2 separate regions of the Homo sapiens genome follow, and region 1 is linked to region 2. Evidence: chromatin contacts called from ENCODE Hi-C or POLR2A ChIA-PET data. All regions are on one chromosome and are shown on one strand. The core of a region is the stretch at or near the end of the contact, and the rest is flanking DNA. Distances in the headings are between cores, read along the strand shown. Region 1 overlaps WBP2NL (WBP2 N-terminal like). Region 2 holds the start of TCF20 (transcription factor 20).

The links. A loop is a pair of places that touch in the nucleus more often than their neighbours do. ChIA-PET counts read pairs that join two places held with the same protein, here RNA polymerase II (POLR2A). Pooled maps may share reads with other maps.
Region 1: a pooled map shows a loop between it and region 2 (2.7-fold over the local background). The contact joins the enhancer-like site here to the promoter of TCF20 in region 2. A Hi-C loop is called at or near these places in 2 of 50 pooled maps. POLR2A ChIA-PET finds 5 or more read pairs at or near these places in 2 of 52 experiments (Panc1 and activated CD8-positive, alpha-beta T cell).

Annotation. Positions count from the first base shown.
Region 1 is chr22:42,021,081-42,024,173 of GRCh38, reverse strand. It overlaps WBP2NL (WBP2 N-terminal like), which reads right to left. Exons shown (of 6, transcript NM_152613.3): 5 at 1,818-1,925. Among named protein-coding and RNA genes, the nearest start is that of WBP2NL, 24 kb to the right of the region's middle. Within about 2 kb of position 1,558, at least 3 of the 41 ENCODE cell types and tissues checked have a DNase peak (open chromatin) inside an H3K27ac peak, as active enhancers do.
Region 2 is chr22:42,269,243-42,272,350 of GRCh38, reverse strand. It overlaps TCF20 (transcription factor 20), which reads left to right and starts at 1,698. Exons shown (of 6, transcript NM_001378418.1): 1 at 1,698-2,012. It also overlaps the pseudogene OGFRP1. RefSeq lists silencers at 1,605-1,764, 1,905-2,054, 2,115-2,174, 2,315-2,554 and an enhancer at 2,885-2,944.

The DNA of each region.
Region 1 (3,093 bases), core at 309-2,808, 250 kb after region 2:
ATGAAGTATTGCTACATGCTACAACTTGGAGGAACCTCAAAAACGTTATCTTGAGTGAGATAAGCCAAACACAAAAGGTCACATATTGTATGATTTCTTTTATGTGATATATTCACAATAGGTGAATCAATAAAGACAGAAAGCAGATTAGAGGATACCAGGGGATCAGAGAGGGGACAATGGGGAATAACTTCTTAGTGGCTATTAGGTGATAAAAAGTTTTGAAACCAGACCAGATGCTGTGGCTTACACCTGTAATCCCAGCACTTTGGGAAGCCAAGGCAATAGACTTGCTTGAGCCCAGGAGTGTGAGACCAGCCTAAGCAACACAGTGAGACCCTGTATCTACAAAATTTTTTTAAAAAAAAAGGCTGGCAGGGGCTGGGTGTGGTGGCTCAAGCCTGTAATCCCAGCACTTTGGGAGGCTGAGGCGGGCGGATCACAAGGTCAGGAGATCGAGACCATCCTGGCTAACACAGTGAAATCCCGTCTCTACTAAAAATACAAAAAAAAAATTAGCCGGGCGTGGTGGCGGGCGCCGGTAGTCCCAGCTACTCAGGAGGCTGAGGCAGGAGAATGGCGTGAACCCGGGAGGTGGAGCTTGCATCGCGCCACTGCACTCCAGCCTGGGCGACAGAGCAAGACTCCCTCTCAAAAAAACAAAAACAAAAACAAAAAAGGCTGCCAGAGATGGCTCATGCCTATAATCCCAGCACCTCGGGAGGGCAAGGCGGGCAGATGGCTGGAGGCCAGGAGTTCAGAACCAGCCTGGACAACATAGGGAGATTTCTGTCTCTACAAAAACACATAAAAATTAGCCGGGCATGGTGGATTGCGCCTGTGGTCCTAGCCTACTCTGGTTGGGGGGTACTGAGGTAAGAGGATCGCTTGAGCCCAGGGGGTCGAGGCTGCAGGGGGCCATGATAGTGCCACTGCACTACAGCCTGGGTGACAAAGTGAGACTCTGTCTCCAAAAAAAAAAAACACCACTTTTTGAAACTAGAGACAGCTGGTGGATGTATAATATTGTGAATACGTCAAATACTGCTAAATTTTACACTAAATACCACTGAATTGTACACATTAAAATGTTAATTATATGTTATGTGAATTTCACCAACTGAAAAAATGTTAAACCCTAGCAACAATTACTTTAGATTCTGAATATTAGACTGTAATAACCTTTAAAAACCAAGGTACCTATTAAGGTTACAAATAAGTAGCCTTTAAGTTACATACAAAACTAAAGGCCCATGGACATGCATATCAAGTTCCAAGGAGAACTCAAGAAAAGTCCCATATTTTTGTGTGTGTTGGCAGCATTAGGAGACCCTTGGTGGCCCACCAGTAGGCAGTGGACCATGTTTGAGAATTACTTTCCAGAAACCCCATTCAGTAGCAGTGGACTTTAACAACACAAACTGTTAAAGGACCCAGGGCTCGAGTCCTCAGTAAGGTTGAAGGGTGTGGCACAGGTATGATGACTATGCTATGTGAAATGGAAACAAGGAAGTGGGCAAGAGCATATATTTTCTGCTCAGGCTATAAACAGGAAGTGACCCTTCCCACTAACAGGATTGCCAAGTATGTTCCAGGTTTGTATATATCATTAAAAGTAAGCCTGAAACCAAAGCCCAGTCACTTGCTGACTTTGCCACTGGGTTTCAGTCTGGAAACAAAGTCACAGATGTGACCATTTTCCAAGCCCCTAAAGCTCTGCTGCTGCTCCTGCAGGGAGCAAGCCTGCAAGGGATAGATCTTTGAGCCTCTGGCATAATTTTCCACCTTCCAGGAAGAACCTCTCTGCCATACCTTACCTGAACAAGGCATCTGTGGAGTGCACATATTCCCTTCCCCAGTAATTACATAAATTCCCATAGAGCTGAACCAGTCATTTAAGGTTCTAAGTGGAAATCCTCGGGCAGCTGGAAAGACAAATTTGGCAAAATAGGAACTCTTTTAATTAAGTCAGATATATAGCAGATATCAACTAAACAATTAACAGAGTATTTAATCACCACCTTACATGTGTTTCCAACAATGCTCTTGAGACACAAGATAAAAAAGAAACATGGGCTGGGTGAAGTGGCTCACACCTGTAATCCCAACATTTTAGGAGGCCAAGATGGGAGGATTGCTTGACCCCAGGAGTTCAAGACCAGCCTGGGCAACATGGCAAGACCCTATCTCTACAAAAAATTTTTTAAAAATTAGCCAGGCATGGTGGTGCATGCCTGTGGTCCTAGCTACTCAGGAAGCTGAGGCAGGAGGATTGCTTGAGCCTGGAAATTTGAGGCTGCAGTGAGCCTTATCTGTGCCACTGCACTGGAGCCTCCAGCCTGGGTGACAGAGTAAGACCTTGTCTCAAAAAAAAAAAAAAAAAAGAAAGAAAGAAAAGAAATATGACCCTTGTCCTGAATGGCACGTGTCTTAAGGGCAGAGATTGTATCTCATTTGCCTGTGCTTATTCCAGGCCTAGCATAGCACCTAATCATAACAGATATTCAGAAAAAACTTCTAAGTGAGGATTCTACCAAGTTGGTAAGATATATCCATTAAAGACCAATGTGAGGAAGTGTGGTACCGAAGAAAACACTTTTGTCTTGTCTCCCCTCTGCATCTCTCTTATAAGAACACTTGTGATGGCATTTAGAGGCCACCTAAATAATCTAGGGTAATCTTGTCATCTCAAGATCCTTAAATTAATTACGTCTACAAACACCCTTTTTACAAATAACGTAACAGTCACAGATTCTGAGGATTGGGATGGGGATATATCTGGGGATCCATTATCAGCCTACCACACTGAGTTTTGCCTATGGCATGTGACCAGATGTAATGTAGACAGTTTCCAGGCCTGGCCCATAAAAATTTCCCAGGGGAGATCTTTATTTCCTTCTCTGCTGGCTGTACAAAGAGGCCATGGAAGCCATGGGTTAAAGATCGCAAGGACCGGCCAGGCGTGCTGGCTCACGCCTGTGATCCCAGCACTTTGGGAGGCTGAGGCAGGTGGATCTCCTGAGGTCAGGAGTTCGAGACCAGCCTGACCAACATGGTGAAACCCCGTCTCTACTAAAAATACAAAAATTAGCT
Region 2 (3,108 bases), core at 449-2,948:
AGGCCCTGCATTCTCCTATTTTTGTCCAGAAAACATTGATTTGTGCTGAGTGCCTCTTCCAGCTTTCCCTTTACAGCCCTGATCCCAGGAGAAGCCAGGTACTGGTCTTTTAAAAGTCTTGAGGCCTGAGAATTTGAAAATGAAACTCAGAAGAACAATGGGAATAATCAGAGGGCAGGGCCCCGTGGCTTGTTCAGCTCTGCCCCGGAAGAGCCTGGCATGCAGGAGGTGTTGGGGAATCAAGTCCCCAGGAATAGTCCTGACCTGCTTTGGAGCCAGCCCCCACTTTGTGAGATTGGACAGAAGCCAGGAGAAATCACTGCCTTCCCCAAGTACATGCTCCTGCCAAGGGGCCCAGGACCACCTGGGGCTCTGCCTGGGACCCTGAGACCCTCCTTGGGTAGCCTGAGAAAAGGCAATGGCTAGGTGGGGTGAAAGGTCAAAAAGTAAAAGCAGGCCCCGGGAAGCTGTGTACCTCAAATATATGGAAATCTGGGTTCCAGACCACACCTGGTTCCTGACAATCCCCACCTGCTGCCGGAAGCACTTTTCCAATCCCAACTTTTAAGTTGGGTTGCTTCAGGAGAGGAAGCCACATACTCCCCTAACATCTAGGACAGATGGGAGCCTAATTTAGAATCGGCAATTTTAGCCAACATTAGGGACATCTAATCCAAACTCTCCTCACCCACAGGAAACTGAGGCCCAAAGTGGGAGGAGAATTTGGCCAGGTCAAAGGTCAGGGGCAGGATCACAAATTCTCAACGCATCCTACTCTTGCTGGCCTTGTCACTTTTGATGGCCGTGGGGGCACCAACATCTACATATTAGTTGCTCTACAATTGCGATTTTCTTTATAAAGAAGTCAAGCCCTTCCTTTGCTTTAGAAACATCAGGTTTGCAAAGGAAGGCTGGGAACAAGCTGAGGCCTTGGCACCGCAAATCCTCCGCCTTATCGGCAAATTAATTCGGGACCCTGGGCGCAGTCAGCCTGGCATTGCAGCTTCTTAATGCCGCAGCAGAAGGCAGCTGGAGCGTCCGTTTTACAGGTGAGGTAGGTGGGCCTCCCTCCTCGCGTTTTCCGCGGTGGAAACTGAGGCTCTGAGAGGACCCAAGTCGTTCCTCCACGGACACCTGGAACCCATGGGCGGGGGCTGCCAGGGACCCAGGCGGGACCAGCTAGGTCTTGGGCTGCCCCCGGCCCAGAGGGCTCTTGGCGGGCAGGAGCCGCCCCCACGCCCGACCCCACTAAACAGGTCACCGAGAGGAGACCGGGTCCTCGCCCGCGGACCTCCCGGGCCGCAAGAGGCGCGATTCTGGAGTTGGAGGCTCCAGGGAACTCCAGAAATCCCAGAGAGATTCCGGGCCACCAACTCCCCCAGAAAGTTGGCTCGCGTCCACCCCCAAGACGGCCCTGAGGCGCAGGCCAAGATGGCACTGGGCGGGTGGCGCGCGGCGCCCAGCGGCCGCAGAGGAGAACCCCGTGCGACCCTGCCGCGAGGTGGGGGTCTTCGCGATCCCTACCCGGCGCGCGCCAGCCTCGACGCCGCCGCACGCGGGTGGGCACGCGCGCGCCCGGCCCCGCCCCCAGCGCCCCGCCCCCGCCGCGCGCCCCGCCCCGCCGCGCGCCCTCCCGCCCGCCCGCGCGCCGCGGCCCGGAGCCTCCCCATTGGCCGCGCGCCGTCACCTGACGCTCTGTTATTTCCTGTGTGTTGGGAGAATGGAGAGAAAAAACCCCGAGCCCAGCCGCTTTCGGCCCCTGCGAGGCGGCCGCGGCCTCCGCCAGGGGAGCCCGCCCTGAGGCGCGCCTGACCGGGGAGCGAGCGCGCGGGCCGGAGCGAGCCTCGAGGGGCCGCGGCCCCGGCCCGCCCCGCCGCCGGCCCGGGCGCCCGAGCTGGAGGCGGCGGAGCCACCCCCACCCCCACCCCGCGCAGCGCCGCCCGCCGTCGCCACCGCTCCCTCCCCGCCCGCCCCCGGCGGAGGCCGAGGGACTGGGCGGGGGGCTCCTGCAGGTAACCGCCTCCCGGGCCTGAGGGGCAGGGAGAGGGTTGGGCCTGAAGGACTGGGGCCGGGCCGGGGTGTCCGGCCTCGGGGGCTGGGAGCAGAGGTCCCGGCCGGACCCAACCTGGGAGTGCGGAGCCTCCTGGACTCCGAGTCAGGGCTTGGGGTGCTGAGGGGAGTGTTGCTGCCCGGCCCGACCCAAGAGTGCGGGCAGGGGCCCGGGCCAGGCCTGGCATCAGAGGGCTAAGGTGTCTTGGGCCGGCCCGGGGTTCCGGCGGGGCTTGGGTGCCGGTGCTGGCCCGAGGGTGCGGAGGGAAGGTCTACCTGCTGGTCGCGCGAGGCCTTGGGTGCAAAGGCGGCGGGTGTGAGCGGGCGGCGTCCGGGAGTCAGCGCCGCCTGCTTCGGGGCCCCTGGCAGCCCCGGGGGCACCGGCCGCGCTCGCCTCTTGGCTACGGGCTGGAGGCGAGGCCAGCGGGGCTGGGCCGGGATGTGGGCGGGAGGGCGCCGCGCTGGGGCGCCCAGGAGAGCAGGGGCCCGTTTACTGCCATGTGAACACCTGAAGCCATGTGGACGCGGCTGCTTCTCGCCTGTTGGGGGCGGAGGGCAGGTACCGGCGGGTTGGGCGCAAGGTCCCGGCGCAGGACACACTTCCTGTGTGGGGCGGCCTCTCCTCCCGCGCCGCGGGGAACAGGGCGGGGTGTGCAAGCCGGGGTCTCTGGGCGAGGGAGCGCTCGTTTGGGGACCTGAGGCTTTCGTCCCTTTTTCGGGGGAAAGTGGTGGTTTGAAGGAGCGTGGCCAATCGGGCCGATCCCTCTCAGGCTACGGCGGGAGGTGCACTGTCCTCTGGACGCCGGAATGGGAGTGGAATTTAGTGAGTTGGGGGGCGGTGCCGAGGAGCGGCCGTCTTCCTCTGCTTGTGGGTGGGATTATTGTCTGTTTTTGTGGTTGCGGATACCAATACGGTCTGCTGGTCTGTATTCAATCCTTTAGTTTGACCTTAGGGGTCAGGTCAAAATTAGGATTTCCCCCTTTTCCTTTTTGCTTTTTTTTCCTCGAAGATTAGATGTCTCTGGTAACTGCTGTAAAATGGATGGAATTTTCGAGCTA